Linked DNA regions of Mus musculus: all the other regions are linked to region 1. A link is a loop called in an ENCODE intact Hi-C map of the cell type or tissue named here. Cell type or tissue: heart. All regions are shown on one strand.

Region 1 (8,000 bases):
ACCACCGTGTTCACCGAGAGACGTGTGCTTTCCTAACACAGAGGAACTGTACTTTCCGAGCAACAGGGTCAACCCACAGTGCTGCAGTAGCTTACTCACCTCCAGTGGCTGCATCCTGCTCTTCCCCTTCAGGAAATGCAACCTGGCTTGGCAAACTATTCCTGGAGCGTGTGACCGTCTCTAGCTGGGAAGCCCGGCCCAGTAAAGACAGCTCATCCAGCACCTCTCCCTCTTTGGCCTCAAGATCTGACTTTGAAGTGGTTAAGGGCTTCATACTGTCCGGTGCCAGCAGCCTGTTTGAGTCATTCAAACAGGCCACAGTGCCACTATCCAAGCTCAGCACCCGAGCCCGCGTCTTGGCACTACTTGTGCTGGAAGTCCTCCGAGAGGCCCTCTTTTTGGTGGTTCCCTCAGGGCCTGGATGAGCTCTGTGCGTGTGGTCTGAGTCTGTGCCCCGGTCCCTATGGCCATGTTTGGTCTTGAGGGCACCGTATTTGCCCTCGGGAGACTGGCAGGAATGAGACGTGGCACTGGAAGAGCTGTCGCTGCTGAACTGGTGAGCCGAATGAATACTGGGAGCTCTGCTCAAGTCGCTTTGATCACTAGAATCCTCGTCATGACCAAATACAGCACTGTGCGGCTTGGTTCCAGAGACTCCTCGAAAGGAAACATAGTCCCTATGGCGACTAGAATCAAAACTGCTGGCCCGTTTCTTTCCTGTGCGCCTCCTGCCTGGCTTGTGGGCAGAAGTTGTCCGGTGGATTAAGCTGGAGGATTTGGGCCGGACATCTCCTTCCTTCTGCTTCCCACCATCGTCTTTACAAACTCTGGAGTCGGTGGCCAGGCTGGGCTTCTCGCTCTGCTCCTCTTTGCTCTCTGCACTCTGCTCAGGCGGCCTGTCGCCAGGCACAGTAAACTCATTTGCATGGGGGTTTTTATTGGCATCTTCTGATGCAGAGCTGCTGGGAGCAGCCTGGTCAGCCATCTCCTCAGATGCCTGAGCATCTGGAGCCTCGGGAGGCCCAGCAGGTGTGTTTCCCTCTGGGGCAGTCTTGTCACTGCTAGTCCTTCGGTCATCAGCCCGATGGCTCCTCTCTTCCACTGAGTCAGCACCGCACTCTCTCTTCCGGGCACTCTTGTCTCCCACTTTAGGAGATTCCTCATGCTCAGACAAGATGCTCTCGATGTGAGTGGAGCTGGTCTGCTCACTTTTATAGCTGCTGAGGGTGCTGTTGGTGTCCCTGTCGGTCCCACTGCAGTAGCTCTCGGTGGACCCGCTACTCCGCGTGCTCAGGCTCCTGAGACTGTCCACACTCTTTTCCGCATTCAGCGCCCTGCTCTTCCCACACTTTGTAGGTGGCTGGGAGCTACTTTTTCTTCTGTCAGCAGCAGGCTGAGACTGTGCCGGAGGGCAGGACTTGCCCGCTGAGGACTCTCGAGTGCCTGAGTGAGGCTTAGATGAGTCTAACTCAGTAACAGGGTCTAACCCCCGTCTCTGCTGCTGCTGATAAAGAGGGAGGCCACTCAGTGATGCGTCAGGAAAAGCCACGGCAGAGCTGGAAGTCCGTGGCACTCCTCGTGGTCGGTGCTCCTTCCTATAAGAGTGCGAATGTAAAGGTACAAGAGAAGCCACTTCTGTGTCACAGGCACTGCACAGTGACTGATCAACACGGTGGTGCTGGCTATGACTTGGCAGGCTCACTTTGTCACTGAAGTCCCTTGGTAAATCCTGTCCACAAGAGGACAAGGATGGCTGAATAGAAATGAAGGAATCATTGGAGACCAGGCGGAAGAGCTTGCGATCAGTCGCCAAATCTGTGCCAAATACAGATACATGTCAGCTTCTGCACTGGTTAACAAAGAAAAGAACTCACAGTATACAGTAGTAAGTCAAGTATGAGCAAACCTCAAGCAGAGCTAACCAGTCAACCCAAAGACCCATTCTAACTGATGGAAGGAACGGAACTGTCAAATCATTTGAGCTCTTCAAAGGCTTCAGAAAAAGTTTGTGTGTGTGTGTGTGTGTGTGTGTGTTCTCTCCTCTTCCTTCCCCCACCTCGATTTTGAAGAGGATCTCTGTATTTAGCCTAGGTTAGCCTTGAACTTCAGGTCCTCATGATCCAGCATGAGTCTGCAATTTCAGGTGTGTGCCACCACAGCCTGCTGCGAGCTCTATTTCTAACTTCCAAATAGATAACCTTAGGTTACCATTTGGAGCCTTTGTGTCTTCATCTAAAAGATTTGTGATCAAACTTGTTCAGTAGCAAGCAGGAAGTGCTGAATATATCCACATATATAATTATATGTATATATTTTAAAAACAAAATTAATAGTAACTGTTAATATTGTGTCTCAGGAAATACTTTAATTTTTGGGAAACACTAGTAAGATTATTTTACAAACAAACAAAAACCTAGAATGGAGCTCCAAAATGATGTAGTGGGTGAAGGGCTTGCTGTGCAATCCTGGCCACCTGAGTATATGCCAGGAGCCTGAAGAGGGAAGGAGACACTAACATCACACAGCTGTGCTCTGACCTCCACACACACATCATAGCACATGTATGTCCACATTACACAAATACACATACAACCACCACCGTGTTGATCAGTCACATAAAAAGTTATGAACTACAGTAGGAAGAAACAAACAACAGAATCAAAGTGTTGATCAATGCTCAAACGAAATACAACATGATGCAAGGTATCTCATAGTTTGTGGTAGTCACAAAATGACAGGAGCTCACAGGCCCCACTTCTGAGGGATGTGCCATATGGTGGTGTGTCTGGGGGAGGAAGAATCACTTTAGGGGTGCCCTAGGAGGGTGCTCCACTGAATGGACCCACACCTGTGATTATACTAAGACAGCACAAACTACGTGTACACACATACACACACACACACACACACACACACACACACTTAACTGAAGACTCAAAGCTGGGATGAAGTAGCAGGGGCAGGGGATGGAGCTGGACAGAGCTGAGGGAGGAGTGGGAGTTAATGTGATCACAACACATCGTGTGGATATGAAATCCTCAAAGAAGAAAATATAATAAACCCAAAATCATGTACAGCATGTTCCATGTCCTCAATGAGAATATGTTAAATATTAACAAAAAATAGTAATAATTACAGGCTAAAATCCTATATTTTCTTTCATTACTGATGAAGCAATTATAAGTAAGCCCCTTAAGAAAAAAACACATGTTGCTCTATGTTATAAGAGCATCCCTTCATCTTTTATTTACAGTAGGAGCTACTGACTTAAATTATCATACAGACTTCATAAAGTAATAGACATAAAAAGTCCATCTACCTACACAAAAGCTGACTTTTAAAACCTTCATTTTGACAGGAAAGGATGCCTGAACCTGATGTTAGCTTCATCAAAAGAAAATTAATTTAGATGTGGTGACACATGCCTGTAATCTAAGCACTTAGGAGACGGAGGTAGCAAGATCATGAATTTGAGGCTAGTCTGAGCTATAAATACAAAAAACAACAAAAAGAAAACTATGCTTTAATTATTGTAACCATATAGACAAACTATAACTCAGAGGAGGGTTAGGTGTTCACTTGAATCTCAGTGGTAAAAGCAAACACTCTCTCCTAAAACTATAATAGGAATGAAGTTACCACACACATTTATATACTTCAAAAACTGGCAGTCCCAAACAGCATTTCAGCAGCTCACACAGTTGCCACTAGGTGGTGACAAAGCCCAGCCAGGACCATGGAAACCCTGTGCCTGCAAACCTTGCAGAGCTGCCCCATCAGTTTACCAACTTCAGAAGAACCCGACTCAGTGTGTGCTTTTGCACTTTGCTTGCTTTGCTGTTGTTTGGTGGTGGTGGTGTTTTTGTTTTGTTTTTTTGTTTTTGTTTGGAAAAGGTCTCTATAAATAAAGGGTGGTTTAGAACTCACTTTGCCACTTTGCTGCCCCAGGTTGGCGTTGAACTCATAACAATCCTCTGTCTCACCCTCCCAAGTTCTAGGCATGAGCCTGCATGCATAGCTCTTACCCCATATTTAATGTGTTGGCTGGGCTGCTTGGTATTTGCAAATTGACAATTCCTAAATGTCAAACCCAGACACCTAACCTGACTTCTCTCTTCTCATGACTGCACTGAGGTCCCAAAGAAGCACATACTAAATATGCCCCAACTGGATGTCCCACCCCAGCCTCCATTCTCTCCTGTCTTTAATTTAGAAAGGACACCCCATTGTTCCTGCTGTCCATCCCAAATAGTACTATTAAAATCTTATAGGACACTACTAAAATCCTCTAACAGCATCTTATTAGCGCGCGCACACACACACACACACACACACACACACACACAGAATGTAAATAGACCATGTCTTACTACCCTCATGTTTACAATGGCCATCCAAACGACCTCCCAACTTCAGCATCCACCCCTTTGATACAGCCTTAGAGTCAGGGCTACGATGGCAGTTCATCTCCCCAGGAATTAGAACAAGTATCTTTAGAAATGCCCTCTGAGACATTCTACCACCCACACATGCTGGTTTTCAAACCTGACAGGTGTGCTCTTCAGGACTTCACACCTCTTGCATTTGCTGCCCCTGCAGAGAAGGGGCTCTCTTTAGGTCTTCGATGTAGGTAAAAAGCCACTCTATTTAAGATTACCACTTTTCGTAGTCTCCATCTGTTTACTCTTATAACTGATTCACAGTACTACAACTCCATAATAAGACCGTGAAAGCCGTAAGAGAGTACAAACTATTCACTGATTAATTTACAATATTTAAAACAGTGCCATGTACATAATAAGAACAGATAAAAGCCAAGTTACAAACTATTTGAGGGACCAGAGAGATGGCTCCTGCATTAACAGTGGATGCTATTCTTGAGTTCAGTTCTCTCTCTCTCTCTCCTTCTCTCTTTCCCCCACCCATACTCACACTCACACCCACGAACTCAAATCCACAAACAATAAGTATTTTTTACACTATTTTAAAGTAGTATAGTAGTTTGAATTTGGCTATGAGTGTGGGTAAGTTTCCTACAACTCTTTTTAAAGTCATAACGGGCTCATCTGTGATGTACCAACAGCCTGGAGTGAGAGCTGGGTAAATGCACATGAAGACAACCAACCAAGCAAGAACTGTGGAATCCAGGCTGACCGTGTTTGTAAAGGACTCACGGCAGTCTGGTACAGCCATGTCCACTCACAAGTAGTTTAGAGATCCTTCCCCTCCATAACAACAGAGCTGGGTACCGAGGGGACAGATGAGCTGCAGAGCTACCTAGGCCTCTGCAAAAATAAGCATGTGGACTCCTAAGCTAGACAACAGACTAGTGAATTCCAGACATTATCTAAGCTCCTCTATACCTGGCTACAATGGTAGAGTTGTATGTGTATAAATCTCAAGCAGCTAGATTATCATAAAACACAAACAACAAAACCCTTGCTTAGTGCTTTTTAGATATACAATAAGATAAAGATATATGACCCCTAAATGCAAGCAGACTCAGTGCTCTAAGACTATGACCTGGTTGTCAAGACATTATAATGGTACACATTATAGAAATGAAGACTGCAAAATGAAAAGTAACTGATTTACCTTTAATTTCAAAGAAAGAAAATGAAATCCATACCACGCAGTCTGTCTAGAAGCCTGGGGAGGGGGGAAGGGGCCCTCGAAAGCAATTTAACAATGACAAGATAACTTTCAAATACCAGCTACAGAATAAACAGAATATGCCTATGAGAAATGAAGTTTGGGCGCTGGAGAGATGGCTCAGCGGTTAAAAGCACTGGCTGCTCTTCCAGAGGTCCTGAGTTCAATTCCCAGCAACCACATGGTGGCTCACAGTCATCTGTAATGAGAACTGATGTCTTCTTATGGTGTGTCTGAAGACAGGAACAGTGTACTCATGTATAAAATAAATAAATTTTAAAAGAAGAAGAGGAAGAGGAGGAAGAAATAATTAAGGTTGGGGGTGGGAGAGCGCCACCGCAAGCATGCTTACCTTGTTCTTCACTTCCTTCTTTACAAAGACTAGAACTCTGGCCCAGACTCAAACTTATGTCATCAGAGGTCTTAGCAGTGTCCGTGTCTCCTACAATGTAGACAAACACATGCAGGCATGACCCTGAAGCAAAGGCACAGCAGAGAAGGGACAGAGAGTGGGAGGTCCTGTCACCTAAGGCAGGTCAGACACCAGCAACTACTCACTATGTGCTGAATGCTCTGACTGTCTTACCAAGTAGGACAGACTATGGGAGAGAATGACAATGTGACCTAACAACATAACACCTAACACAGAATACAAAGAATATGGGAGAGTTAGTGTTAGCTTTTTTTAAAAAGCAGATTCTAAAAAGAAATGCCAACTACTTTATAACAAAACTGAAACGAGGGAAATGTCCTTCCCCATGAAGGTTAGAAACTACAGCACTATATAGCAAAACCATACATTTATTTTAGGGAAATAATTCTCTTTTAATGTTTCAATTATGATCACATTTAAAACTGGCACAGCAAACTAGTTTTTCACAAGCTGAACCCATACTTAGGAAAACATATCCCCTATGCCAAAATGTTTCTAATAAATCAAAACTTATAAATAATACAAATGTTCAAATATTCTTGAGATACTTAAATGATGAAATGATAACACAATTTAAATCAGACAATTTAATAAGATCATGTTATGCCCTGGCGTATTTAAAAAATTCCCTCTAGTGGAAGGCTGTCTTTCAGAGAGAGGAATAGCCAGTGCTCAGTAAGGTACCTTTAATAGTTGCTGCTGTTCCAAGTCGAGAGGATCCAGATCCAATCTGAAATCAAGACAAGGAAAAAAAAAAATGAATTTACCCACCAGCCATAAGTCACCACTAATCCAAAGCACAAGACTATCAAAATCATCTTCTCTGGCATGCTATCAGTCATTTTCATCGATATTAAAGACACCTGTTGGGCACATTCTCTCAGAGGCACGCAGCTGCTGCGGCTCCTGCTGATGAGCCTCTGTGTACCAAAGACGACTGACGGAGCCTCTGTGGACTAAAGACTGATGGGGGCCCTGGGGCAAACACCTGCCACCTCAAGCAAATTGCACTGAGGAGTTATTATCATTATTTTACATTATATCATGGCACGTTTGTGTTATAAACCAGAAGCAAAGCCACACACTGAGTCTGTGGGAAAAAAACAAAACATAGGACTTCTTAGGGCAGAAAACAACCAAGTTTGAGGAGAAAAAAATACAGAGTACAACATCAAGTCTTACTATTCTTAGTTCTAAGACAAGAGGAACTTTTTATTGATGGTTAGAACATTTAAAAATAATAAAAATTTAAAAAAAGGAACTCTCAGCACCCACTGAGATTGTAACTGAGCCTTCAAAGTTTATACTCAAGATGGCCTAGCATTTTCCTAAATGTATACACATCATTTACACACTCATATAAATAAATACCACAAATTCCACAAATACAGTAAGAAAACAAAATACAGCATGATTCTGCCAACTAAACTGGCAAGCTGCAGAAACTCTTCCAGTAAGTCTAAATGGACTCAAGACAGTTTCTCACATTCAGCATCGCAAATAAAACTTAAATCATAGAGTACTTATTTTCTTTACACGCTCCCTGCCCCTCCGTTTCATAGTCACTGCAGCCACAGTATTCAAGGAGTAAGCTCAGAAGATGGGTAACTGTGCCACTTGCAGAGCAGGGGAGGCTAAATTAACCAGGACGGCCACTAACTGCTATCTCAAAAGTAAAGACACTGGAGATGCATGCTGTGATGTGTAAGAATTTGTCAGTGAAAAAGAAAACAAAAATATGTACAGGTTAAACTATAAACTTGATGTTAGCAATAAAAACTAAGCTTTCCGGGGCTGGAGAGAACGCTGCCAGCAAGCGCTTGCTTTGCACGCAGGAGGATCTGACTGGATCTCTAGCACCCAGTACAACAATGCCCCCGCCCCCCTGCAAGTCCAGCATTAGGTGGGTGGAAAA
Region 2 (8,000 bases), 80 kb after region 1:
TTTGGGACCAAGTGTTTTAATGTCTGAGGCCTATTGGGGGCATTTCCCAGGCATACTACCCTATGTATGGCATGCATGAAATCATCAAAGAATAAATAAAGAGCAGTTTTTGAAGAGAATGTAAGTGAAAAAGAAAATGATATTGAGCTACTATAACCACTACTGTATCCTACTTAGGTCTACCAGCTGGTGGACCACTGCAATGGGCTAGATGCCAGTCTCCCCAAATTCATATGTTGAAACCAAATTCTAAATGTGACAGTATTCAGAGTTTGGCCTTTTGAGGCGATGTTGATCATAAGGTTGGGGCTGTGCTTCACAAGATTAATGCCCGTATGAAAAAGACCCAGCCAGTTCCGCTGCCCTTTGGGCATGTGGAAAGAGTTGTCTGTTCTTCCAGGAGTTAGACCCTTGCCAGATGCTGTATTTATTGGCAGTTTGATCTTAGATGTCTCAGCCACCATAACCGTAAGAGATACATTTCTGTTGTTTATAACACAGTCTGCTACAGTGTAAGTGGACTAACATTACCTCCCTTCTGAAACCCAGCAGCAGTAGGGAGGGTGTATTGATTCTCCCTTGGCTCTTACTGGGCAGAAAAGAATTCTCCCCAAATATAAAAGTTCCTGGGAATGCCTCCCCTCCTCCACTGCCTCAGGTTTCCAGACTTCTTTATCTGACTTCTTTTGGAATCCAGGGACTAGAGGAGCTACAGTGGACTTTTGTTTACTGTTCTTGGTTTTTTTCTCTCTCTCTTTTTTTTGTTTGTTTTTTAATGTTTTGGGTTTTTTTGTTTTGTTTTGTTTTGTTTTGTTTTTTGAGACAGGGTCTTCTCTGTGTAGCCCTGGATGTCCTAGAACTTGCTCTGTAGACCAGGCTGGCCTCAAACTCACAGAGATTAAAGGCACAGACCACCACCACCGGCGTAATGCTGGGCTCTTTTAAAAACCACATAACCACAGGGTGCACTGGAAGAAAAGGGGCTACAAGTCAGAAGAGATGGATCCCATTCTTCTCGTCTTAGTTCAGTACTTGACATTAGGGTAGCTAAAGCTCTCTCTCTCTTCAGAACTCAAGCCCCGGTGTTTGTGGGGTCCTGTGATCTGTGAGCATCTGTGAATATAAAGAACTAGCTATATTTGAACATGCCTGCATCTGGACACTCTTTCCAAGGACCTAGCGAATGATTCCCTGAAGAGCCCCAGATGACCTATGGATCAGTTGCAGTTTTACACTTTCAATTTATACAACCAACAAGAAAAGGATGCACAGCTGGATTTGCTGGAAATTGACAGTCTGGTTTTATTTTGAAACCACGGCTGGTAAATTGTACACTGAAGGCTTGGCTTACAGCAAATGAGTGTATGTGAAAACAGAAGCGGGTCAGCCGATAGTCTCAGTTTCTACAACTCTAACAATACCGATCCGTGGATAACAGCTCAGCTGAGAAAAGCAGAATGCTTGGTGTAGGCAGAATTCTGGGAGAGGCTGAGATACCTTGCCTGGCAGCTCAGGAATCTCTTGTAAGTTTTCAGTCAAAAACCACTGTGGCATCTGTCGAGAAGACACTTGCGGTATAAATGAGCTCTCACATCTGTTAACATGGGGAGACTGGATGGACTTGACCTAACCAAGAGAGGAACTCAACAGAAGAAAGAGTCTCTATATCAAAGCTAGAAGAAACAAGACAAGAAACAGAGCTAAGAATGGGTACTCCATGGTGGAGTGTCGGCCAGGAAGTACACTTTGACACTAGCTTGGAGTTAAATTTGGGGCAGTCTGAAGAAATTTGGACAAAGGTTCCAGAAAGAGCACAGCCAAAGAGGTCGACACACATACCTGTATTTCTATCACCTGGGAGGTAGAGGTGGGACGCTCCTGAGTTTGAGGCCAGTCTGAGACTGTGTAACACACACACACACACACACACACACACACACACACACACAGAGCGAGAAAGAGAGAGAGAAAGAGAGAGAGAGAGGAAGAGAGAGAGAGAGAGACTGGCTGACACACACTTTCATTCAACCTTTGTGACGAACATGGAGCAGAGAGCTAGGTCTCTGGGTTGCCATGGTTTTTGTGGAAAAACTGTGAGAAAAATACATGGGTGTTATTGAAGGTGCTAAATGTGTGGTGATTTGTTACTCAGTGCGGAACTAGAATTCACGATTTATAAATGCCTTCTTCTCCTCCTCCCCCCCTTCCTCCTCTCCCTCCTCTCCCTCCTCCATCTCCTTTTTCTTTCTCTGTGCTTGGGGTCCAAGTACCCTACGACTGAACTGCATTCCTACACACCATAAGTGGTTTACAGAAAGCCCTTTTGTCTAAAAGACCAAACCATTCTTTAAAGAGAAGCCTACCAATTACTGTGGACGAAACCTACCAGGCAGGCCCCTTGCTACTCAAAGTATGGGCCATGGGGTCATCGGCATCCACCAGGCTCAGTGAATCATTAGAAATGGTGCATCTGGAGGGACTGAATCAAAGCCTTCATGCTAAGAGAGTTCCTGGTGGCCTGCGTACCGTGTTAACGCTCAGGAAAAGCAGTAAGCGTCTAAGTCACCTCCGAAGCTCTTGATTCAGTAGGACCCAAGCCTCACACCCAGGTTTTATCAGCTGTGTGACTCGAGACAAATCGCTGGGCCTCGCTGAGCTTCTACTAAAACAGAGCAAGCAATACTGACTGCAAAGGATTGGGGGATGGGCTCAACAGAGCAGCTTTTAACTTATCATTAGCCTAGCACTGACTGAGTGAAGGCTTAATATCATGTGGATATTACTAACGGAGATAACAATGCACGTGGATATTATTGGATTGGGCACTAATAACAAGGTCAATTAAACATTAAAGGAGTAGGCCAGCTATACCAATTGGAAACTGGTAGTCAGCCCCCTCATCTGGGGACATACTGATATTGACTCCTCAGGGACCATAGAAGGTTGTGACCTTAGAGTACTAGCCCTCAGAAGTCATCCCTTACACCAGACAGGGTCAGTCATGCATGGCCCTCAGAAGCACCCATACCCCGCACCCCCATGTCGCCTGTCAGCATTAACTCTACTGGGCTTGACCCCACTTAGCTAATGAGTTCTGTCCTCAGACCACAGAGAAGATTGTAAAGCTTGGGGCAGGTGGTATGTGTCCCTGCTCTCCAATGACAGCTTCCCCATAGAAAAGATGAAGGGATAAGCTGGGGCGGTCGAGCCATGTGGCTGGTTTCGCAGAAACCTGAGATTCCATTTTTTGTCTCGCTTGTTTGTTTTGTTTTAATGTTGGAGAAGGCAGTGACACGGGTATTTGTGTCACCAAGGATGAGAATAGGCACTGAGGCTGACAATTCCAAATGACTTATGCAATGGCATCTATGATCCTTTCTGGAGAGGTCCAGCTCCCCCTCCTGGCTTCCCTGTTCTCAGCAATGTTCCTGTGGCTTCTTCATCATCATCGTCTCTCTCTCTCCCTGAACCAGTGCGGTGATCTCTATGGCTCAATACAAATGACAAAGATGATGTGGGTAATGACAGCAGTTCTCCTTTACGGAATGTCCCCAAGTGCCAGGCACTGCTCATGCATTATTTAAGTCCTTGTAATAACTCCAGGAAAGAGACATTATGCTCCTTTTTAGTCATGGAAAACTGAGGGCCCAGAGAGGTTAAGTGGCTTGCCCAAGCTTACACAGCAGATAAAAGAGCCTTGGATTCAACTTGAGGCTCCTTGACTCTGAGGCCTGTGTTCCTCTCTGTTGTCCCTATCATTTTCCTCTCGATGCTTTTTTGTAGTAGGCCTTCCAGGCCACTGCCCAGTCAGCTTTTGAGTGATCTTCTCTCCTGCCCTTCCCAGGACTGCACTACCCACCTGTCTGGCTCCTGGATACATGTAGCACTCACCTTGTTCTGAGGCACAAGTTTCCCAGTCTCCCTGCCCACAGGAGTATCAATGCCATCTGGGTGACAGCGGTGCACGCCTTTAATCCCAGCACTCGGGAGGCAGAGGCCGGTGGATCTCTGTGAGTTTGAGGCCAGCCTGGTCTACAGAGTGAGTTCCAGACCAGCTAAGGCTACACAGAGAAATTATGTCTCAAAAAAAAAAAAAAAAAAAGAACGACAAAGTATCTGCTTCTAACCAGCAAGGCATAGCCTAGAGATTCCAGAGTCTGAGAAGGCCTGCTCTAGTCAAGGTTACACGGGTAGATGTTTTGAAAGGAAGCTTATTAGGGAATTGGCTAGTGCAGTTAGGGTGGCTGAGAGGTCCTGAAGGCTTACTCCCTGGCATGCTGGTAGTGTGGCTCAGTTCAAGCCCAAAAGTATCCAAAGAAGGGAAAGGGAAAGTGTAACTCTTGGTTTGAAGCCTAAAGGTTGAAGTCTAAAGTATCTGCAGAAGGGTCCTCAAGAATAAGCACTGAAGCCCAAAGGATGGCAAGCTTGGGTTCTAATGGCCAAAGCAGAGATGAGCGGGTCGCAGGCATTTGGGTAAGGTACCAGCTTACTTTCAGTGTTTGCTCTCCATGTGTCTACCTACACTGTCTATCTGTCCTCCCCTCCTTGACTATTCAAACTCACATGCTAATCTCCTCTGGAGACACCTCGACAACTGTACCCTTAACAGAGAGATTCCTGATATTTCTTAGCCTAGTTATGTGGAACCTAAAATTAACCATCTGCAGCAACTGCTGGGCTCAGGGCTGTGATGACATCATTGGCAGAGGCAGCTAAAGAGGTAAAAGGTGATTTGGGCTCATGGTGAGAGTAGGGTCCATATGGCCGGGAATGTGCAGCAGAGTTCACGGTGACCTCCTTCCACCCAGCCAACCCTCATATCTTAAACAATCTGTGCAGTGGTTCCCAGTCTTCCTCATGTAGTCCCTCATGTTGTGGTGACCCCCAACCATAAAATTATTTTTGTTGCTACTTCCTTACTATACTTTTGCTACTGTTATGAATCGTAATGCAAATATCTGTGTTTTCTGATGATCTTAGGTTACCTCAATGGCCAGAAGGGTCTCGACCCACAGGTTGCAAACCACCGTTCTAGTCGCCTCAAACAGCTGGAGGCTGTATGTGCAAACAGATGAGCTGAGGTGTCTGTGTGTCTGTCTGTCTGTCTGTCTGTCTCCTCCCCACCGTGGTGTGTGTGTGTTGGCTCTCTTTCTAGACCTACCTACCTCAAATTGAGGGTTATATGCATCTCCCGCCCTTGCTCATGGTTGCAGACCCCCTGCTCCAGGTGCTTCTCTGCTCCTGCTGTGTTCTCTTTTTATGCTTCTCTTTCTCTCAAAACTACCTGGTTGTCCAGACCTATCCTGCATCTCAGAGTGATGCTTTGACCTGCAATTATAACCATCCCCCTCCCCATCTGGCTTCTATGACCCTTTCAAATTCCAGCCCTAATTTCCAGCCAAAAAACTCTTCCACTCTTGGTGATATTTTGCTCAGCCTTAGCTTCTGCCCTGCTCTGCTAAGAATGTTAATTCTCCCATTTCTCTGCAATGGTTCTACAACATCCGAGAGAGGGGTTTCAAAATCCATCTTCTGTACAGAAATGGCCTTAATCTTTCCAAGTGACCTCATGCTTTGTTCTCCTGTGGTGCTTCATCCTAGTGACAATCACGCCATGCATTTCATCACAGAGAAAAATGTGCATATTTCTCTCTCCTCTCAGAGCTATATGTGTTTTGAATTTGGATGGTTTCTCCTCCCCACCCCCCTCCTTTGAGAACCTTACACTTTCAAACAAAATGGTTTCCTCTCATTAAGGGCTTGACATGAATCCATTGACCCATCATCAGCTGGCTGGGTGGCTGGACAGGAGGTCATAGGCACTGAATTGCTATCTAGGCTTTGACAGTCAGGGAACCATGGCAAGAGAAGGCTGAATCATTCAGGAGAGTAGCTGTCATAAGCACAGGGAGGAAGGATAGTCGGAGCAAGTGATCCAAGCTGGGGATCCTATCGGGCTGTTTGTACGCACACTTTATCAGTAGAACACCTGAAAACATAGGTAAGCGATAGATAATCCAGTATAATCTGAAAACTAGCTACCATCATAAATATATCCATTGGCTTAAATACAGAAAGCCGGGGTTTGGCATATCCAGTGTCCTTTCCGCGTATGTATTTTTTATTTATTTGAATGCCACACAATCTTGCCTATAGGGGATCTGATGGAGAAAATATATCAATTAAAGTCCCTCTTCCAAAGTGACTCTAGCTTGTTAAGCTGACAAAACAAAACCAAAACAAAACAAAACCAAAAATAAAAACAAAAAACCCCAACAAACCAGCAAAAAAAAACCAAACCAAAAAACAAAAAACAAAAAAACCCCACCAAAACCCAAAAACCAAACACACACACACACACACACACACACACACACACAAACAGCCCAAAATCTAGCAAGCATACAATGGACACTTCCCCCTCCTAATTTCATCTCCTCTCCTTCCTCTTTTTTTTTTTTTTAACCACTGAGTCCAAATTAGTGCTGCCTGTGTGCCTATATGTACATGGGTATGCGGTCATTCACTGGGACATGGACAACCTACCAGTGACATGACCCAGCAGCCATCAACTGCTAATAGCTCTTTAGCTACAGGTAGGGCCACATGAGGCCTTATCTGTCCATGTGAGGATACAGACTGGTTCGATCTTCCACCTGTCTCATGCAGACAGTCATAGCTGCTAGGAGTTCATGAGTACAGTGTCCATGCCAAGCCCATAAGATAGCATGACCTTCCTTCCCATCTCCTAGTCCTTTCTTACACTTTTTTTCTTCTACCCATCTTCCTTGATATTCCCTTGGCTTCAGGGAAGGGTTTGATACAGATGTCCTATTTAGAGCTGAGTATTCCGTCCCTTATTCCCAGTATTGATGACTTATGGGTCTCTGAGGCCTTAACCATTACCTATTGTAAAAATCGAGCTTCTCTGGGCATGGTTGTAAGCAGCACAAAGCTGTAGGTTTAAAATTAAATATTGAGAAGGCAGTTTGGCCGTTTCCCAGTTATTGTCATTGTTTGCTTGTTTGCTTTGTCAATTTGACCCAAGTTAGAGTTGTCTGGGAAGAGGGAACTTTAACTGAGAAAATGCCTCTATCATATTGCCTGTATGCAAGTTCATAGGACATTTTCTTGACTAATGTGTGATGTGGGAGAGGTCAGTCCACTGGGGCTGGTGCTACTCCTGAGCAGCTGGAAGGAGGCTTAGTCGCCCATGGGAGCAAGCCTGCAAGCACCGTCACTCCGTAGCTTCTGTTTGAGTTCCTGCCTCTAGGCTCCTCCCTTGATTCCTTGTCCTTGCTTCCCTTGGGGAACAAACATGACTTGAGAGTTTTAAGATAAAATCAACCCCTTTGTTGCTTTTTGGGCATAGTGTTTTATCACTGCAGTAGAAACCCTAAATAGAACAGAGAGCATGGCCATCTAGCAAAACAACTATACTGGGTCCCCTTCTACATCTACAGTCTCGCAGCTGCTGGCTTCTGTCAAGCTTACAGTAATGGGTATCAAATTCCTTCTGTGGCACAGGGCTCTAATCCTACAGAAAGTGATTGGTTCCTCCCAAATCACAAGAGCCAGTGGCCTTTCTAGCTCTCTGCTGTGTTAGTTGCAGTGCTGTCTTCATCCCCGGGAAAGCCTCCTGGGTTTGGAAGGCTTCTACTAGTGATCAGGCTAATAGTTTTTTTCCTCCTCTTCTACTGGAGCCCTGTGGCTTTTTCTTTGTTTTCCCATTCATCTTTTATCTGTTTGTATTAATAGCACAAAATAATTGTTTTTATCATGACATTTCTACCCATGCCTATATTTTGGTCACATTCACCCTCCCATTACCCTTCCTTGTTCCACCCTGCCTCCCGCTGATCCCTCTTCTATTCCTAAATATTCCCCCTTTTACATCATCTTAGGTTTTTTTTTTTGTTTTTTTTTTTAAATCTGGGCTCCACATCCAGAGAAGATATGTGATTTTTGCCTTTTAAAGACTCACTTATTTTGCTGTGATT
Region 3 (8,000 bases), 55 kb after region 1:
GGGTACACTGATCTAGTTCTCTGAACTCACCTAGCATGCAGTATACAAATGAGTGAACCGCACTCCAGATGTTCTGAACCTGAACAAGTTTGTACATGGACACATTTTTAACACTGTCAAGTAATGTTTAATGTCCAGTAGGGTCTGAGAACCTCTTACTTAAACAAACTGGAGAAAGACAGGTGCCCAGATTTGCAACCAGAGTCTCATGTGTGCTAAATAAACAGTTTGCACTCAGTCTATCTTAATGTAAATACATTTTAATGAATTTCATCATCTAGACATGTAACTCTTCATAGACAAAGACTGTATATGAAGCAATGTGTTAGAATAATGGTTGCCTTCAATAAATTCAGCACTGTCTAATCTCTTCTAGGCATGCAGCATTGTAGAGAAAAATTCTAATTAGACAGTCTTTGGAACGCCATTCACTGAAGGCTACTCTGAAAGTGAATAGCCTATTTTATAATTATTTCCTTGCAAAATACTCATGAAATACGTTATACATGAGCAAACCAAGGTTCAGGAAGGTGATCTTGCAAATCAACAGCAAAGCCAATATTCAAAAATCAAGGTAATAGGCACACCAGTGAACTTTTCATCCAAAAAACCAGAAAAGAAAAAGCTACCCTATCCCAAAGTTCTCACCCATGCTAAGTCATGTACATTAACAATTAGAATGATATAAATGGAGTTAACAAGGAAAACAAGATAATCAGTGAAGAGGGAAGCTTTTCTTCTTGGTTTTCCCTATCTAGAACAATAATAGCAGAATCTATATCTTACCCCTCTGAATGACCTATAAAAGCTGGGAGACAGAGAGTGTGTGTGTGTGTGGGAGTGGGAGTGTGTGTGAGTATATCCATGCCTAAGGGGATCCTGAATGGTGATTTTGGCTTCAAAAAGTCATATATAAAACCCAGTTCATGTATCTGCCTAAGGTAATAAAACAAGTCACAACGGGGACACTTAGCTGGGCTAAGAACCTATACACAAACTCAGTAAAGTCACCGTCACCTGCAGCTACTATTGGAAGAACACATGAATACTAACCATGGGTGAGATTTTAATACAGAAGGTGAGCTTCTGCTTTGATCTGGATATATATGTCACACTATTGACCTCACTACTATAGCACTAGCTTGTTTCCTAAACTGCTACACTCCTCTGTGCTAAGTTCCAGACCACGACCTCTGATCATTCATCGTCCCTACAGTTCTAAGCTTGCTGCTGCTTATCCCAGCCTAGACTCCTAAGTTCCCTGACAGAAAAAAGTGAATCGGATCCATTGCCAGTCATATGTCTAACGTCTCATTACTGTGTGTCAGTCTGGCACTGCTCTACATCCTTAAGAGTACAGCAATGAACAGAGAGAAACCCCTGCCTGGTCAGAGCTTCAAGTCTATTATTAGCTTTCCTCGGTGCAACAGGGTGACAGAACCAGCAAGTGAGTGTGTGCCTCAGCCAGCAGAAACCGCTGTTCAGAAAGCGGGCAGAAGAGGTCAGAGGCTGCTATGTTACTTATCAGGGAAAGTCTCACACGCCAGAAACCCGAAATAACCTAACCAAAGGCAGGCCACACAATCATCTGGAAGGGAGAGGCCCCTGACAGAGTAGGAAGGGCAAGCACACCCAGCCCAGGGCACAGTGACGACATGTCAGCTGCTGGGTAGACTGCAAGCAGTCGAACTGAGTATAGAAAGGGGCAGAGCAAGGGCAGAGGGGAAGCTGGTCTACGCACAAGGGTCACAGGACCTCAAAGAATCCTGATCTGTGTGTAGGGAAGCAAGAGCAGAAACAGCAAGCCTTGATACAAATGCCATCACACACCCCCTGCCAGCCCGCACCCCCACCCCAGACAAGTACCCAGCAGGGCAGAGCTGCTTGAACCAGGCCTGACTGGGGGATGATGGACTCCTGTCAGATTTTAAAGACAGAACTCACTAGCTTTGTGCGTGGACTGGGAGTGAGGAGAAAGAGAAGCCTATGAGAGCTTTTAAAGCTTCAGGAAGAGTGGAGCTGCCATTCGTTGAAGTGAAGCACTTTTATTTTCCCAGAACCTGGCAAAGTACCTAGTGCACAGCGGACACTCAAATACCTGAGAATCGAGCTTAACTGAATAAACTCCCGGGTAATTCAATATATGGCTTTCCGCTTCCTCTGAAGTCCTCAGTGGTGTTAATTCCACAAAGAGGCTTAGACCCAAACCTTACACAGCACAGCAACAAATCCTGACCTCCCAACGATCATTTTGCCTTTAATGTACAACCTGTCTGGACACCCGGGAGGGCAGCTCTGAAAGCGAGTGAGCTTGAAGGGCCGCCTCACCACCACAGCCACAGAGCTGCTCATTAAGGACATCGCACTCCTGGAAGGGATGCTGATGCAGAGTGAACCCGATCGGCCACAATGAACAGAAATTATAACATTTAATGATAAATTTTCAGAATCTGACAAGACCAAGTCCTGTAATAAACAGCTCCTTTAAGCTGGGGTAAGTCCCTTCGAACACATTCCTATTAGAAATCAGAATCTGCTTGACAATGTGACATTTAGCGCGAGCACACACACACACACACACACACACACACTCGCCATCCCCCAAGGCATGTTCCTGCCTTAGTGATACTGAGAAAAGAGGCAAATAGGCTGCCCTAACTCGCGGTACTTCTCATACTCTCCATTCGGGGACTTAGTAACCCAGCACCTTTGTTCTAGCCCTCTGAAGAACCATGAAGTTAGCAGAAATTCCCTGAAAATAAAAGTTAATATCCTTCCTTCCAATCACTTTAAAATTTGAAAGCTTTGTTTTCTCAAATGTGCCACCTAAAATTGTGCTTTTATTTTATTTTTTATTTTTAAGAAATGTGCAAACATCTTTCAGGAAAACATCCTCTAAAAACACTCCTGAGGCCTGGACTGCACAGTGACTCTCAGGCCAGCCTTGGCTATAGAAGGAAACCGTCTGGGAACACCAAAAACACTTCAGAGAAACTGGACCGAGAGCACCAAGCAACAGGCGGCGGCACTCTCCTTTTCCCAGCCAGTCAAAGGCCTTGAACCAACGCAAACAAACGCCAGCCAGGCTCTCGTATCTCCCCGCTCCCTGCCGGCAGCGCTAGCCTGACAACACCGCGGTCCCTCGCCGCGGGGCTGAACCGAATGGAACCCGCACTCAACCGATCAGCGGTTTGCGGAGGCGCGAGCCCGCTGGGGGTTTCCCCCAGCACGGGAAGCGAGTACGAGCCGGGACACCCTGCGACTCCGTTTCTGCCGGAGCGCGCACGGCCTCCCCCGGGCTCCGCACACAGCCGGGGGCCGAGGTGCGGGCGGGGATGCCCCCGGGGAGCGGGAGGTAGATAGTCCGAGGCCCGGGGAACGACCGGGGACCCCCGATGGAAGGCCTCGGGGCGCCAGTTACGCAGACCCGCACGAGAGGCGCTAGGAAAGCGGGACCCGGCCGGGGACCGGCGGGAAGGGAGGTGCTGAAAACACGGGAAACCCGGGGCCCGGAGCGGAGCCAGCGGGGGAGGGGAGCGTCCGCCCGCCGCCGGGACCGCGGGACGCGGGGAGGACAGGGGCGCGACCCCCGGGCCCCCGAGGATCACAGCCGAGCGTCCGCTGCGGGTCCCCGTCCCCGCCCCCACTCACCATGTAAAGCGTGAAGGGCAGGCCGAGCAGAAAGAGCCACAGGTAGAGGTGGAGCGCGTTCACGAAGGTGGCCTGGTGCGGGTCGTAGTACCAGCCGCCGCTGAGCGCGGCCCACACCCCCTGCCGGAGGATCTGCAGCGTCTGCGACCCCATCCCCACCCGGCGTCGCCGCCGCCGCCGCCGCCGTCCCCGCCCCGGCCCCAGCTTCGGCCTCGTCGCCTGCGCGCCCGCGGACCGGTCTAGCCCCCTCCCGAGCTCCGGGAGAGCGGCCCGGCGCCGCGGCGCTCGCTGGTGCTGCTGCACGAGGAGGAGGAGGAGGAGACGGCGGAGGAGGAGGCGGCGAGCGGCAGGGCGGAGAGCGGCGAGGAGGAGGAGGAGGCCGGGCTCCTGAGCGCCGCCGCCATCTTGTCTTCGAGCTCCGAGCCCGAGCCCAGTCCGCCAGCGCTGCCGCCGCCGCCGCCGCCTCCGCCGCCGCGACCCCCGCCGGCCGCCAGCCTCGGCCCGGCGGAGCAGGCGAGCGGGCGCCCGGCAGGACGCGGAGGAAGCCGCGCCCCCTCCGGCTCCTCCTCCTGCTCCCTCCACCCGCGGAGCGGTCCCCACGGGTACGCGCAGCGCCTGGGTCGCACGGGCGCCTCCTGTTGGGAGAAGCCTGCAGAAGCAGCATCTGGCCGGGGTGGGGATGGGGGTGGGGTCGGGTGGGGTGGGGTGGGGTCGGGTGGGGTGGGGTGGGGTGGGATCCGGTCGGGTCCGAGTTTGCAACCCGGATGGCACTGCACCGGGCATGACCGACCACTGCAAGCTCTTTAAAGTCGAGCGGACTTCCAGACTTCCAGAATTCGTAGACCTTGCAGGGGCTGCCGTTTGTGGCAATTGCCCAAGACAAAACAAGTAAAAAACATTTGGGGGTAAACTGTCTGAGTTTGACACTGCAGGACTGGAAGAATTAAAGCAGAGTTGAAAAGAACTGTGTTACCCTTTTTTGGACCCGAAGCAGCTTGAGTGAGAAAAAGGGCGACGACGTCAAGAACTAGAAGCTTTACTGCTTCCAAATAGGTGTAAATTAATACAAGCTGCAAGAGATACAAAAGTATGACATGACCAAGTTATGCTTGCACCACAACTTTTCTTTTTCATGTGGTGCAACTAGTAACCATTTTTATCAATGGGCCAATCTCAGCAGAGTTGAAAGATTCCTGACTCCACCCAAACTTTGAATGGGGTCTTGTACTTCTCTTTTTATAGCTGTGAAAACTGGGAATCATTCTTGGCCCAGTCTAATGTTTCTGAAGTATGTCTGATCTCACTGGATGGCTTTTTTTTTTTAAGGGTTTGAAGGTTGAGTTTATTGTAGCAATAAACGTACTCTGTTTTCCCAGATTAAAGTTGCTATAATTAATGAGGAAAGCAAGTGAGACAGAGCAGTTGGTGACATTTTAAGAAGTGGTTAAAACCCATCGCAGTGCCTCTGGGTATCATGCCACTGTATAGCTGGTTATGCTCACACCTGCTCCACTTAACCTTCACAACGCTCCTTTAACACAGCCAGGGCTATCCTTATTTTTACCAGTGAGGGCTCTGCCACTCAGAGTGATTGCCCAGGTTCTCATAAGTAATAAGCTGTGGAGTGCTCAGAAGTCAGCGTTCATCCTAGCAGCATGGACTGAGCCTTTCATATCCACTCAGGTAGGAGTTAGAACTCAGGCAGGACCTTCAGGCTTAAGGATATAGTCAGCTGTTCTCAAAGGTGATGGGGGCATCACCTCAGAATGACTTAGAAAAGGAAATTCTCACATTATCTCTCTAGGGAAACTGGGTGAGAGACTAGGGAAAAACCAAAAAGTTTTAAGAAGCCTTCCAGAGATTGTAAGAACCTTTCAGGTAGGAAGAACACCACTTTCCGTTGTATAATCACAAAGTGATCTAAGTTCAAAGCACTTTAAAGGGTGTAAATAAATTCACATCAACATATATTTTAAATGTATGACTAAAAACAAAATCAAGATTAAGTAATACAATATTATAATTAAAATAGTGACCTAATGGCTTGATTCACAGGCACAAGATGGTTGAGTTTTCTTTTGTGTCTCCTGAAGGAGACAGGAAAGCTCTCTTGAGAAACTGGAAGCGATCCCAAGCTTTCCAAAACAAAGGAAGATGTAAACCAGGATAAAATTCCAATAGCACATTAGTTTCCATGCCAACAAATATCCACTGTGGTTTAATATGAAAGGATGGACTGTCACAGCGAGGCCGACTGGGAGAAATGGGGTCTAGCACTGGACTCATCCGTGGGGTGGGAGGCAGACCCAGCTGGACCAGAAAAGAGTACGTAGTGGATATAGAACCAAACCCGCAGCAAGCCAGGAAGGCAGCCGGCAGCAGGGATCTCCAACATGTGAGGAGCCGACACAGCTGCAAGGCAGCCTGGAAGCTCAAGGAAATGTTATGGCAAGAATGAGAAAAATATGTTGCTTATTGCAAGGCCCCAACCTTGCTGCTAAGGTTTTCCAGGTCTAAATTCATGGCCTTAAGTTTAGGTGCTGGGCAAATTCTGGTGACCCAAGAGAACAAGGCCAGATTTGATGGCTACTTTAACAGGGAAAGTAGCTTACTGCCTAGAACTGGGACAAATTCTCACACTGTGTGGATACAGTATGTTGAGGCCCCTGGGTGTTAATGTAAAACCCTAATTCCCTTCCAACATTCCTGGGCTTAATCCCAGAACCTAAAGAAGGGAGCTATACAGCAATAGTCTCTACGTGAAAAGGGGCAGCCGGACAGCAGGGCCAGAAAGTTAAAAGAGGGCAGATAGAAACTGCCTCTTTCACCCTGAACTGGTAGAAGCTTTTTAGAAGAATGCAGATTAACTGGCAGTTGAAAGAAGGCCTAGAAAAGACTGACCTTCCCAGATGACTGACTCAGTCCCTGGAGGAAGGGGCAGATCTTACAGGCTTTTCATCTCGCAGCTTTCAAAATGTTTGCAGGTGCTCCCACATGCTTCCTGTGCTGTCCACAGGGGCACAGAGAGGTTAAATGGTTTGCCCAGGTCACACCCTGTGTCATACTCATAAAACGTGAGTGCCAGACAAAAAAAATGAAGACATCTAATTTGCTAAATGTTAACACTCCCAGCCAGGCCCAAAAGTCATCAATAATGTTATACTTAACATGTCAGAGTTAGCAGCCGTGACACGCTGCCAAACCACCACCTGACATGGGCTCATCTTTCAGCTAATCCCATTAAAATGATGTTTCCTGACTGGCTCACAGACCCCTTGAGGACTGGGAGCACCCACGGCAGATGCTTTCTCCTTCCTGAAAAGGGAAAAACTGAGCAGTGGAAACCATCTAATGACTCTACCCAAGCCCACCTGTGACAGAGGCATCCATGATACAGCCCTGTCTATTAGGTGTCAATCCCTTTAAGGCTCACGTGTTGTGCCAACTACCCAAAGCCAAAAACAAAAAACAAAAAAACAAAACATCCATGTCTCTTCTGAGACCAGATCCTCTTCTCTCTCTTAATGAAAAGAGCATTTACTTACTTGCTCAGACTTGGACCCTCTCCTAAGGTCTAAACGCCTGCTCCTTCTCCTGTCCACGCCCATTGTGTTGCCAAATCAAGCCTGCTGGTGGATGCTGTCAGCAGCTCTTACCTAACAGCCTGTTGCCGCCAGTCCCTCCCCCTTCAAAACCTTTGTACCTTCTACCAGCAAATTAATTTCCCTAATCTACTCTTCTTAAAAGCTTTTAATTCCCTCCAATAACCTACCTTAGCCAAGTCTTCAAGGCTCCCTATTAACCTGAATAGTCCCTTTCATTTACCTGCCCCTGCTCCTAGCAGGAAACCCTTTTTATTGGTAGATATCAGCATATAAAGGTGTATGTTTATCAGCCCACCCAGTTATCAATCTGTTTATGTGCTCTTATGTACACTAGAGCTATCAGCCCTCTAAAATCCATAAAGACTGCCCCCTCCCTCTCTTTACCCCCCTCCTTCCTCCCCCCTCCCCACTCACTTAGCACTTAATTGTCTGCTACTTTCTGTGCCTCCAAGTGAACCACATTCCTTGATGCTCAATGGCAAAGTGCTCCTCAGTGTGCCCCAGCTGGCAGGGTGCTCCTCAGTGTGCCCCAGCTGGCAGGGTGCTCCTCAGTGTGCCCCAGCTGGCAGGGTGCTCCTCGGTGTGCCCCAGGTGCTCCTCAGTGTGCCCCAGCTGGCAGGGTGCTCTTTAGTGTGCCCCAGGTGCCCATCAAAAAGCTGTTAAAGATCAATGCACTCGGTGTAGACGGGCTGCAGAAAGCACAGGGTCAGGACTTTCCAATCAGGAATGCAGATCTATTTTTTT

The links. Hi-C counts contacts between places; a loop is a spot of excess contacts. Peaks named below come from ENCODE experiments on the same cell type or tissue, not always from the same donor. Only the 100,000 strongest peaks of a DNase experiment are listed, where the experiment ranks them.
Region 2: a loop joins it to region 1, with 8 times the contacts of the local background. A loop is called at or near these places in 3 of 42 quality-filtered maps.
Region 3: it touches region 1 in a loop (5-fold over the local background); 15 of 42 quality-filtered maps call a loop at or near these places.

Annotation. Positions count from the first base shown.
Region 1 is chr12:81,911,480-81,919,479 of GRCm38, reverse strand. It overlaps Pcnx (pecanex homolog), which reads right to left. Exons shown (of 36, transcript NM_018814.3): 4 at 6,770-6,815; 5 at 6,005-6,094; 6 at 100-1,815. Among named protein-coding and RNA genes, the nearest start is that of Pcnx, 55 kb to the right of the region's middle. In heart, no CTCF peak of the experiment used is centred here; a DNase peak (open chromatin) is centred at 3,739.
Region 2 is chr12:81,831,744-81,839,743 of GRCm38, reverse strand. No RefSeq gene overlaps it. Among named protein-coding and RNA genes, the nearest start is that of Pcnx, 24 kb to the left of the region's middle. In heart, a CTCF peak has its summit at 3,399 (motif pointing left); no DNase peak of the experiment used is centred here.
Region 3 is chr12:81,856,176-81,864,175 of GRCm38, reverse strand. Pcnx (pecanex homolog) reads right to left here and starts at 4,146. Exons shown (of 36, transcript NM_018814.3): 1 at 3,652-4,146. The coding sequence starts at 3,804. In heart, CTCF peaks have their summits at 3,049, 3,692 and 4,268; DNase peaks (open chromatin) are centred at 1,525, 3,365, 4,265 and 7,295; H3K4me3 peaks cover 3,954 bases; H3K27ac peaks cover 4,183 bases.